Linked DNA regions of Homo sapiens: all the other regions are linked to region 2. A link is a loop called in an ENCODE intact Hi-C map of the cell type or tissue named here. Cell type or tissue: OCI-LY7. All regions are shown on one strand.

The links. A loop is a pair of places that touch in the nucleus more often than their neighbours do. Peaks named below come from ENCODE experiments on the same cell type or tissue, not always from the same donor. Only the 100,000 strongest peaks of a DNase experiment are listed, where the experiment ranks them.
Region 1: a loop joins it to region 2, with 15 times the contacts of the local background. A loop is called at or near these places in 1 of 110 quality-filtered maps.
Region 3: a loop joins it to region 2, with 8 times the contacts of the local background. A loop is called at or near these places in 1 of 110 quality-filtered maps.

Annotation. Positions count from the first base shown.
Region 1 is chr18:5,288,628-5,292,627 of GRCh38, reverse strand. It overlaps ZBTB14 (zinc finger and BTB domain containing 14), which reads left to right. Exons shown (of 4, transcript NM_001243702.2): 4 at 424-3,606. The coding sequence ends at 1,770. Among named protein-coding and RNA genes, the nearest start is that of ZBTB14, 5.1 kb to the left of the region's middle. In OCI-LY7, no CTCF peak of the experiment used is centred here; a DNase peak (open chromatin) is centred at 3,947; H3K4me3 peaks cover 2,966 bases; H3K27ac peaks cover 4,000 bases.
Region 2 is chr18:4,637,626-4,641,625 of GRCh38, reverse strand. No RefSeq gene overlaps it. Among named protein-coding and RNA genes, the nearest start is that of DLGAP1, 180 kb to the right of the region's middle. In OCI-LY7, no CTCF peak of the experiment used is centred here; DNase peaks (open chromatin) are centred at 405, 805 and 1,845; H3K4me3 peaks cover 2,653 bases; H3K27ac peaks cover 3,891 bases.
Region 3 is chr18:4,787,204-4,791,203 of GRCh38, reverse strand. No RefSeq gene overlaps it. Among named protein-coding and RNA genes, the nearest start is that of LINC01892, 290 kb to the left of the region's middle. In OCI-LY7, a CTCF peak has its summit at 1,535; a DNase peak (open chromatin) is centred at 1,483.

The DNA.
Region 1 (4,000 bases), 650 kb before region 2:
TTGATTATCTCTAGTCAGGAAGCACTGGTTTTGCAGCCAGATTGTCTGCATTTAAGTCCCAGCTCTTCACTAAATAGCTATAGAATATTGGGCAGATTTCTAACTTTGTCTCTAAAATAAGGATAGTGATACGTACTCATGAGGTTACCTGAATATTAAATTAATTAAAACATGTAAAGCACATAGAACAATGCCTGGGATATAACTAGGCAAATACTTAGTAAATTGAAGATGAACAGGAGTAACAATATGGAGATCCTTGAGTTGGGATCAGTCTTTTCTACCCATATTCAAAGACCACTCTTAACATTGACTTTCTGAAATTGTTAGGTTCCATAGATTGACCAGGAAATGAAAATGTGACTGTGTTCTCTATATGGAAAAGTACTATTTATAATTACTAAACTTTTTTTTTTTTTGTAGGAGTTTTTCATCAGTATGTCTGAAACCATTAAATATAATGACGATGATCATAAAACTCTGTTTCTGAAAACACTAAATGAACAACGCCTGGAAGGAGAATTTTGTGATATTGCTATTGTGGTTGAGGATGTGAAATTCAGAGCACACAGATGTGTTCTTGCTGCCTGCAGCACTTACTTTAAAAAGCTTTTCAAGAAGCTTGAGGTTGATAGTTCTTCGGTCATAGAAATAGATTTTCTTCGTTCTGATATATTTGAAGAGGTCCTGAACTACATGTACACAGCAAAGATTTCCGTGAAAAAAGAAGATGTTAACTTAATGATGTCATCGGGTCAGATTCTTGGTATCCGATTTTTGGATAAACTGTGTTCTCAGAAGCGTGATGTGTCCAGTCCCGATGAAAACAATGGTCAGTCCAAAAGTAAGTATTGCCTTAAAATAAATCGCCCCATTGGAGATGCTGCTGACACCCAGGATGATGATGTAGAGGAAATCGGGGATCAGGATGACAGTCCTTCTGATGACACAGTAGAAGGCACACCCCCGAGTCAGGAGGACGGCAAGTCGCCCACCACAACGCTCAGGGTTCAGGAAGCGATCCTGAAAGAGCTGGGGAGTGAGGAAGTTCGGAAGGTCAATTGCTACGGCCAGGAAGTAGAATCCATGGAGACCCCAGAATCAAAAGACTTGGGGTCCCAGACCCCTCAAGCCTTAACATTTAATGATGGGATGAGTGAAGTGAAAGATGAACAGACACCAGGCTGGACAACAGCCGCCAGTGACATGAAGTTTGAGTATTTGCTTTATGGTCACCATCGGGAGCAGATTGCCTGCCAGGCGTGTGGGAAGACGTTTTCTGATGAAGGCAGATTGAGGAAGCATGAGAAACTCCACACGGCGGACAGGCCATTTGTTTGTGAAATGTGCACAAAAGGTTTCACCACACAGGCCCACCTGAAAGAACACCTAAAAATCCACACAGGATATAAGCCCTATAGCTGTGAGGTGTGTGGAAAATCATTTATCCGTGCCCCAGACTTAAAGAAGCATGAGAGAGTTCACAGTAATGAAAGACCGTTTGCGTGCCACATGTGTGACAAAGCCTTCAAACACAAGTCTCACCTCAAGGATCATGAAAGAAGACACAGAGGGGAAAAGCCTTTTGTGTGTGGCTCCTGCACCAAGGCATTTGCCAAGGCATCTGATCTGAAAAGGCACGAGAACAATATGCACAGTGAAAGGAAGCAGGTTACCCCCAGTGCCATCCAGAGCGAGACAGAACAGTTGCAGGCGGCAGCGATGGCTGCGGAAGCAGAACAGCAGCTGGAGACGATAGCCTGTAGCTAGAGGCGGTGGGACAGGGACACTTTGCCTGGAAAGTGGAGACTGAGATGACGTGGATCATAATGAGTGAATGCCAGTTACAATATTTTTGTGGAAACGTATGGAACATTGTACTCACTGGACTTAAGGCAGTGCTTGGTTAGCTATTTTTAAGACTTTTCAAGGAAATGGTGTTCCTCAGTTCTGACCAAACCGTTTCACTGTCTTGTCTGGTGTCTAGTATTAATGTTGCCCAGTAAGCACCTCTCTCCCTTTTTTTTTTTTATTATTTTAATTTGAGAACTCCTGTGTCCAGTTTAGAAGTGAGAGACTTCCATTTTTAGTTCCTTTACACTCACCACCCTAGCAAGTGCCCTGCACAGAGTAATAAGTAAATTGATTTCCTAATCACAATTCTATGTGACTTATGGTCAAAAGAGCAGTTTTAATAACTTTAAAAGTACTTCAGATAGACGCAGAAAATTGGTGAGTGGTTGACCAAGAACACTGCACAAATATAAAAAAAGTTCTGGAAATGCAGAATGGCGTTAGATTTATATTTGGTTTGTTAATTTTATATCACTGTTTTTCACTGTTTTTGTGGACAAATAATGGTTGCTTTGCTGAAGTGTTCTTCCTCAATCTTGATTGCCCTGTACCTACCCAAAAGCTGTAGTCACACATCCTAAAGGCCAAGCAAACCCACCGGGATGGTGGGGGGTCTTGGAGCCAAGCTCTTAGGTTCCTCTTATTTGGGGCAGTACCAGTCCATACCAGCTGCGATTTGTGAGTGGACCTGTGGTAAGAAGAATAGAAAAGGCTCTCAGAGATAAGGTTTTTTACATGTGTAACAATCCCAAGATTTCCTAGATTAAAATCTTAATTGATTTTGAAATTGGATTTTTATTTAGAATCAAAATTAGGACAAGAACAGATAACTTCTTCAGATACATTTGTGTAACTTTACAGAATGTCATCAAGCTTTGGGGCTCTGTGGGGCACATGATTTATCCATAAAGGAGATGCAGTATGCTTACTTAAATTAATAAATTTAAAATCTTTTAAGTGTGTAAATAGTAGTGTTGGTCTTACGTATTTCAAGTAAAAAGTAGACAGCTGCACTTTTTTTGCACATTGGATTAAAATAACTTCCATCAGCAACAAACATCAGACTGTTTTTAACAAATATTAAAGATTGTCAGACCAAATGTTTATGTTTTCGAAATATATTTCATCACTGGTTACAGTTTTAAATAGAAGTTGATTGCCTTTTCATAGCCGTAAATGAGAATTATAAACTCTATTCCAGTTTTGGTATACTAAATGTTCTTTTAACCATCTTTAGGAATATATTGAAATGCCAACAATAGTTTGAATTGTGTTCTGTAAAAAAGTATTAGTCAATTATTTTTCAAAATGTAGAATTGTAGAAAATGTCAATTTTTCAAACTCATTTTTCATTGCTAGGATTTCTTTTAAAAAAATTAAAGTAATTTCACTTCATAGCTTGTTGCATTAACACCTGTAATTCTATTGTGAAAGAAATTTGATTTTTTAATTGGTGTGTGTTATGCCCAAGATGTTAGGATGAAGATGCTACCTTTTTAAAAATTTTAGTTATTGGTAAAATGTTTAATTTTACTTAAAATTAATTTCTTTTCTTGAAAGTTGTTTATTCTGTTCTAAAAGTAGTCCTGTCACTGTGTTTTTATGCTACTTATAGAAGGGGAACTGATTGCCGTTCCTAGGCTGTTTTAACCAAAGCAAAGGAAAAATAATTTTAACATCTTGTCAATAGCTACTTCAACAAACCATATTTTGGGACTTCATTTTTTGTATATAAAAGAAAATATACTTCTATCATTCCTCTTTTCATTTTTTCATAGCAACCTTCCACATACCTAGATTTCTACCAAAATGTATTTTGTATGCTAGCTTCATCCTGGCTTTACAGAGTTGAAGTTAAACATGTGATATTAACCTCCTTTGAAACCACATAGTCATGGTGGTAACCCCCAAAAAGAAAGGTTAATTTTCAGCAGTCTATGTGATGCAAATATTTATCATTTAGCCTATTTTGCATGAGAAATGTATTTGTGTTATTTCTGCCACTGGTACTGGGTTTACACGTGTGTTAGGGCACCTGTTTCCTTTATATATTTTTGGTGGCAGCAGAATCCTATCATGGCAGCTCTCCTGTCTGCTGGGTCCTGGTCAGTAACACTGCCTCTCTACACCTGGCTGGATTTGGTAG
Region 2 (4,000 bases):
CTAAATCTCTCATTTTGTGGGTGAGATGAAGAGCAGTTGTGTACCCTTGGCCAAGTCTGCATGACCTACTCTACGAAGAACCCGGATGGTTTAACTACCTAAATGAAAAAAAAAAAAAAAAAAAAATATATATATATATATATATATATATATATACCACACACTTTCTATGCTTTAGTGTGATTTTGGATGGCATGGGGCAGAGAGGGTGTCTCAGTCAGCTTGGGCTGTCATAACAAAATACCATAGAGTAGGTGGATTAAACAACAGGAATTCATTTCTCATGGTTTTGGAAGTTGAAAGTCCAAGATCAAGGGGCCAGAAGGGTCAGTGTCTGGTGAGGGCTCTTTTCTTAGGTAACAGACAGCTGCCTTCTTGTGTCCTCAGGCAGCTGGAGAGAGAAAGCAAGCTCTCTAGTGTTTCTTCTTTCTTATAAGGGCATTAATCCCTTCGTGGGGGCTCTACCCTCATGACCTTATCTAAAACGAATTACTTCTCAAAAATCCCATCTGCAAATACCATCACATTGGAGCTTAGAACTTCCACATATGAATTTGTTGGGGACATAATTCAGTCCATAGCAGGGGGAGAGGAACAGTTTCGGGACATGGGCCTCTCGGAAATGGACAGACCTGGGATGAAGAATCTTTGGATTATTACAAAGTGGTATGACAATGCTAGTTGGGTCAGGGGCTGCCAAGAGGGAGGAAACTATCCCAGGTAGTTTGACAACATGTAGGCAAAATTCATGATTTGATTTTGAACCTGACAGAAACCACTGCTCCACTTCACAGGGAACAGCAGGTGTACATGCAGCTGATGTCTGTCTGTGCTGGCACCTGCCTATGGTCACAGCTTTTTAATGGCATTGAAATTAGCAACTCTCTTCTTTCTGCATCCTGCTACATCTCCCAATATTGATTACCTTTAATTAAAATGGATATTAATTTCCTCTTAATATGACAATATCTCCAACTTATTTTATTCACCTTTCTCTCAACCTCATATAATACATGAAATGCTTTCTTTTCAGAGCTGTGCAGAATTCCCTGGAGGACAGCAACCAGTACCCCATTGTGCTAACCACAAAGGAACCCAATGAGGTAGCTGGTGGCTATGGTACAATTAGCATCAGCTAGGAATTCCCCTCGGGCTCCTTCCCTCCCTTTCATCTCCCTTTAATCTTTCTGTAGCTCCTGCCAATGGCCTTTTTTGGGGGGTCTATGTTTGCTCCTTCTCTGCCCTACTTTTTATCTCGTACACTGCAGTCAATGTTAGCACACTCTTATTTTCATTATTTGAAGCTGTCCAAGCATTCATATCTGGATTCAGTCTGGCATTTGAAAGAAATATAATGGTTTCCAAAGTCATGGTTATCATGTGATACAGATAGACATCTGCATATGCCAGGAATCTTAAAGACTACTCCTCAAATACATTTGTCATAATTTGTAGAAAATGTCACTGATAAGCATCTTCCAAACGTGCTTTTCTGGTTACTTGTAGCTTTTGTTATCGCTTATAATTCAGATAAGCTAGGTACTAGTTTATTTTGTGAAAGCGTAAGGATCCAGACAAAAAGTGTCATTGGTTTTAAGTTGTCCTGATGTTAATTCTACATACATCACTATAAACACTAGATTACCAATTTGTTCTTTTTGTGTCATTGTTAAAGTCTGCTCAATGACTCACCATGAAATCCCCTCAAAATTATCCAAATTTGGCTTCTTGGCTGTTTCCTTTTTGAGTTAAATAACCACCTAGGTCACTGCAAGTCTCTACTAATTATACACAAGAACATCTGTTCTTTAGTCAGACACAACTCCTCCCAGTTTGGCATTGACCACTCTCGTTTCGGGCTGCTTCTCTTGCATGGCAAGAGTCAGCTTATGCAAAGCATCATCACTGCTCCCACAATTAAGAATTGCCTGTGGCCGACCTCTTACTTGTGGGTCCCAGATAATTGTTAAAATGATAATAAACTCTCAACCAGTGAAGAACTGAGATAGAACATTAGATAGGACAGCTGGGAGTTCCCCTTGGGTTCCTCCCTCTCTTAATCTTTTTGTAGCTCCTGCCAGAGGAAACCAAATAAGATGCTGCCTGGAAAATGATCAATGTGGAGTCTGCAGAATAGCAGACTGATGCAATATAAAAAAGAGATAATTTCACAGCCTGTTTTTTAAAGTATAGTGATACTGGCTGTGGGGATGGCAGCATTTATTCATTCAATCAATATTTACTGAGTGTCCACCATCTGTTAGGCACGGGGCTAGGTGCTGAGAATAAAGCTGTGAAGAAACTAAAAAACAAAATAAAACAAATCCCAAAGAGCAGAGAATACTTCTCACTGTCAAATGTTTGTGGCATGCTTTTAGTACTACCCATAGAATTTGTGTTAAAATAGACTCTAGAGAACTCAAAGGCAAAGTAACAAAATGAAGGAAAGCACAGGCTGCTTGATTTTACGCTCTGTTGCTTACTATATGTAAATTTTGGGGCCTTACTTTCCTAATCTGCAAAATAAGGATATTAATTTGCGTGCCTCATAGAATCCTGTCATAATTGTGTCATAATTAAGCTAGTTAATACAGATAAGTATCCTAAATAGTGGCTGACATATAGTAAGTGTTCAATAAAATCAGGTAAAATCTAATTCAGAGATACGCTGTGATGAAAAGGATCCTATGCAATGTGTGAGTTCAATGGGAAAGATTGTCATGCTTGATTAGTAATGCTTGCCGCAAACAGCATGGTGAGTGGCGGTGCGTACGCCACTTATACATCTTCTCTGCTCTGCCCCTCACCTTACAGATGAAGCTGAAATCCAGAAAGATTAAGACATATAACTAAAATGACACGCCTAATTAGTAACAAAGCTGGAACTATAATTTACATTGCTATGCTAATTTTTGTAGACCTATAAATCATTTAATATAGGCAAAGAGATGATTTTCAGACAAGGCTACACAAATAATTTTTCAAATAAGGAAGGGAAAATCTCTACCATGTATATACATGATATCAATATCCAGAGGAACTAAGAAGAGAGTAGTTAATCTGACTTGCTGGATTTACACATTTTAGAGATGAGTTCCAATATTTAACTATTGAGCATGTTCTCTACCTGTTGCATTATTTTTCCTTTATCAAGGCTTTTAAAAATAACTGTTTAAATTCAACCTAAAGTCATTTTCATCCACTTTTCCATGATATCGTGAAATTTTTCTCAAGCGATATGCATAGGAACTTTTGGGGTCATAACGACGTGCACAAACCGGTTGGTTCTAATGGTTAGGTTTACTTATATAAGCTGGCAGCCTTGACAGCACACACTATTTTTGTTGTTTCAAATTACAGCGTATTTAGTAATAGGTCTAGGTAGAAAATTAAATGACCCCATTAAACCTAGTCACTGAATCTTTATCTATTCCTGTGTTCACAAAATAAATAGTTTTTTCTTTCTTTGTAGCTGGGGAAATTAAGACACAGAAAAGTGAATTTTCTGTGAAATGAGCCGTAAGAAGCAGAAGCAAACCCATGAGAACAGGCTTCTCCTCCTGTGTGTTAGCTGTGCAGCCTCTTATCAGTTGCCCTACATTTTACTCTTGGCAGAGAACATGGGGAATCCATGGGTGAACGCTTGTAAGGCAAAGTGTTATGTCTCTTTGTTTCAGAGACAACGAAAAATTGTACAATATAGTGTTGTCAATATGTGAAGCTAAGCTTTTTTAGCTGTAGTATGCTAATAGAGCTGACACTATCAGGTACATAGTGGGTGCCAATAAATTGCTATGAAATTAAAATTAATAAGGAATGCTATATTTAAAAGATGAACAGACACACACATTTGTACTTCACTGAGAAGTAATGAACAGCCACCCCATATCCAAGACCCATGGGATTTATTAATTCATGCAGGGATAGGTATTTCATGAACACACATAGGTTGGTGCAAACGTAATTGTGGGTTTTGCCATTTAAAAGTAAAGGCAAAACC
Region 3 (4,000 bases), 150 kb before region 2:
CTAGCTAGGTTGGGGAACTTCTTATGGATGATATCCTGAAGTATGTTTTCTAAGCTGCTTTCATTCTCCTGATCTCTTTCAGAGATGCCCAAGTGTCATAGATTTGGACTCTTTATACAGTTCCATATTTCATGGAGGTTTTGTTCATTCTTTTTCATTCTTTTTTTAAAATTGTTGTCTGACTGTCTTATTTCAGAAGGTCAGTCTTCAAGCTCTGAGATTATTTCCTCAGCTTGATCTGTTCTGCTGATAATGCTTGTGATTGCATTATAAAATTATTGCAGAGTGTTTTTCAGCTCTATCAGATTGGTTATTTTTTTTTCCTGTACTGGCTATTTTGTCTGTCAACTCCTGTGTCTTTATATTGTGACTCTTAGCTTACTCAGATTGGATTTCAATGTTTTCCTGTATCTTAATTATCTTCATTCTTATCCATATTCTGAATTATCTTCCTGTCATTTCAGCCATTTTAGCCTGGTTAATACCCTTTCTGGAGAATTAGTGTTGATTGGTGGAAAGATGGCACTCTGACTTTTTGAGTTGTCTGAGTTCTTGCACTGGTTTTTTCTCATCTTTGTGAGTTGATGGCCCTTCAATCTTGGAAGTTGCTGTTTTTGAATTTTTTTCTTCTTTTATTGTATTTGATGGCTTTTGTGATGTAAGGTAGATTGACTGGCTTCATTTCTGGAAGATTTTAGTGGCCAAGGCTCAGCTCAGTACTCCTGGACTTCATGCTGTAACTCTGGGAGACTTGTATTGGACCCTGCTTTGTTCTCTGGCCCCTCGATGTTTATTTTTTGTTTGTTGGTTTGTTTGTTTGAGACGGAGTCTCACTCTGTCGCCCAGGCTGGAGTGCAGTGGCGTGATCTCAGCTCACTGCAAGCTCTGCCTCCAGGGTTCATGCCATTCTCCTGCCTCAGCCTCCTGAGTAGCTGGGACTACAGGTGCCTGTCACCACGCCCAGCTAATTTTTTTTTGTATTTTTAGTAGAGACTGGGTTTCACCGTGTTAGCCAGGATGGTCTCGATCTGCTGACCTCATGATCCACCCGTGTTGGCCTCCCAAAGTGCTGGGATTACAGGCCTGAGCCACCGCACCCAGTCTGGCCCCTCGATGTTAAGAACTTGTTGCACTAGAAAAGTCAAGGTGCTCCCAGACTGCTGTTCATAACATTCCAATAGGAAATGCCAGCCAAAGCACATCCTAGGGTGGTGGCAGTGGGATCCATCCTTGTTTGCACATGCCAGTATCAGCTGCATCTGCAGCATGGTGGGGTGAACCCTTGTCAGTTGCAACAGGGTGCTAGCGGGTGCCAGGGTGCCAGCCTCCATGTGGGCATTTGCAGCAGCAGCTGGCATTAACAGCATAGCATCTGTGCCAGTATTCACAGAAGCAGTAGGCCTTTTCCTGTATGCATTTGTAGCACTGGCTGGTATTGAAAGTGTGACTGTGCATGTCCATGCAGGTGGTGGTTTCAGCATGAGAGCAGGACTCAGGTGGGTGCAGGACTGTGTGTCATGTCTGTGCACATTCCTGTAGGTGTCAGTAGCCATTCAGGGCAGGGCAGGTCCTCTTTTCTTCATGCATAGTGGCATGGCAGGATGGAGATGCACATGTGTACTGGCAGGGAAGGGAAGGCATGGTTTGCACTTGCACATACACACTGGCAAAGTAATGTGGGTGGGGGGGGTGGCTGTGGGCAAGTGCGTGCAGGCAAAGCAGCAAGTGGAGGATGCAGTGGGAGGAGGGTGCAGGCCAGCTGGTGCATGTCCACTGGGATTGCTCTGCTGGAGTACTCTGCTAGTCACGTGTGTGGTCCACTATCATGGGAGCTATGATGCAGGCCCCTAGGAGGTATCTGGGGGGCTGAACTGCAAGCAGGCGTGGCTGGGATGGGGCCCTAGGAGTATCTAGCAGACTGAGAGGTGATCAGGTTGAACTGGCCCAGTCTCATAGGCAAGATTTCTCTGCAGATTTCAGGTCTGACAGTTCCCCTAGGGCTAATGTCTCCAATGGGAGTGAGTCAAGCCTAGGGAAAGGGATGACCCTGGCCATGCTCCTCTACAGATGCTCCCACACTAAACACTCTGGGTTCTGCTCTGGCTGTAGTTCTTCCCTACCACTTCTCTTAGCAGCTCTTCCTGCCAATGTAAGTGTCCATGGTGGTCAAGAGGTATCCTCCTGCCAAGATTCCAGAGGCCCGTGGCAAGAGCAGGTTTCTCCTTGCCTGTTCAACACACCCCTTCCCCAGGAGTTTTTGGGGCCCAGGAATGCATCCTGGTGTAGAGTAGCCCCATGCAACATTCCCAGTTTTCTCCCACTTTAGTCCAACATCTGTGTCTTCCCTCCATCTATTCTCAATGCCTTCCCTCTGAAGATCTGCTTAGAGTACACCAGTCTTCCCAGTGCCCCATCCCTTGGTGGGAGTTGTTCCTCCTGGCTGTGTCTAGTCAGCCATCTTGCCTTTTCTGTACCCTTTCTTGATTTTTGTTTTGTGTTTGTGTGTGTATGTTTTGCAAGATAAAATCCAATTGTTCTTTCACCATCTTTTGAGAAAATTATAAGTTTCTTCCATTTAATTTTATTGGCATTTTTGTAAAAAATTATTGACCATGTCTGTGTCAGTCTATTTCTGGACTCTCTTTTCTGTTTCATTTATTTATTTGTCAAACTTTATGCCAATGACACAATGTCTTGATTATAGTAGTTTTATGCTAAGTCTTATAATGACGTAGTGTAACTCCTCCAAATGTATTCTTCTTTTTCAATGTTTGTTTTGTCTGTCCTGAAGTCTTTGCATTTTTATATAAGTCTTAGGATAATCTTGTCAGTTTCTATGAAAAAAGTGACTTCTGGGATATTCCTTGAAATTGTGTTACATCTATAGATTATTTTGGAGAGAAGTGACATCTTAAAAATATTGAGTCTTCTTATCCATGAACATGGTATATATCTCCATTTATTTAGGTCTTCTGTTATTTCTTTTAGTAGCATTTTTCAGTTTTCAGTGTGTAGATATTACATATATTTTATTAGATTATTAGATTTGTCCCTAAGCATTTCATATTTTTATGCTGTTGTAAATGGTATTGTTTGAAAATACTGTGAGCCCTGTATAAGTTATAGGAATTATTCTCTCTGCTTCTTCTGGGTAGCTGTTTCCCTGGTCTCAGATAGTTTCCTGACAAATGTGCTGATCAGTGCTTGGTGAATAACTCCAGGGGACTCTCTGTTGATCTCTATTCTCTCTCTAGGGAGCTCTCTCATTTCTGGTAATCTTCCCTGTGATATATAGTCACCCTGGAATATCCACTCTCCCTCCACTCCCAACTCCTTCTCCTCAACTGAAACAGATCTCTGAGTTTCTCCTGGGATTTTTTCCCTAAATTCAGTGGAATCTCTTTCCATAGAGCAAGGTGGGCAATCTTAATGCTCACTTTATTTGTTTCCTCTCTTTCAGAGATTACTGCCCTGTGCTGCCTGATATCCAATGTTTGAAAGTTGGTGTTTAATATATTTTGTCTTTTTGTTGTTATTTTAGCTGAAAGGGTAAAAGCAGTCTCTTCATCTCAGTCAGAAGCAAAACTCCTCTTTGCTCATTCTTTAATACCCCATATGAGGATCACCCTTCTCTGTAAAGAATGCTTTAATAACCACTATGGTTGGCAAAATAGTGTCTTACAGTGATATCTATGCCCTGATCATCAGAACCTGTGAATATGTTACTTTGCATAGGAAAGAGGACTTTGCCAATTTAATAAGGTTAAGAATCTTGAGAAGGAAAGATTATCCTGGATAATTCAAGCAGGCTCAATCAAATCACAAGTTTCTTAAAACTTATGGACCTTTCCTATCTGCAAAGATAAGATAGATGGCAAAGTGAAAATATGTTATCTGATGTTGATAGCTCTGGCTTTTAAAAATGGCAAAAGGAGGCCACAAGCCAAAGAATACAGGTGGGCTCTAGATCTAGAAAATGCCAAACCTAGTTCTTCTCTAG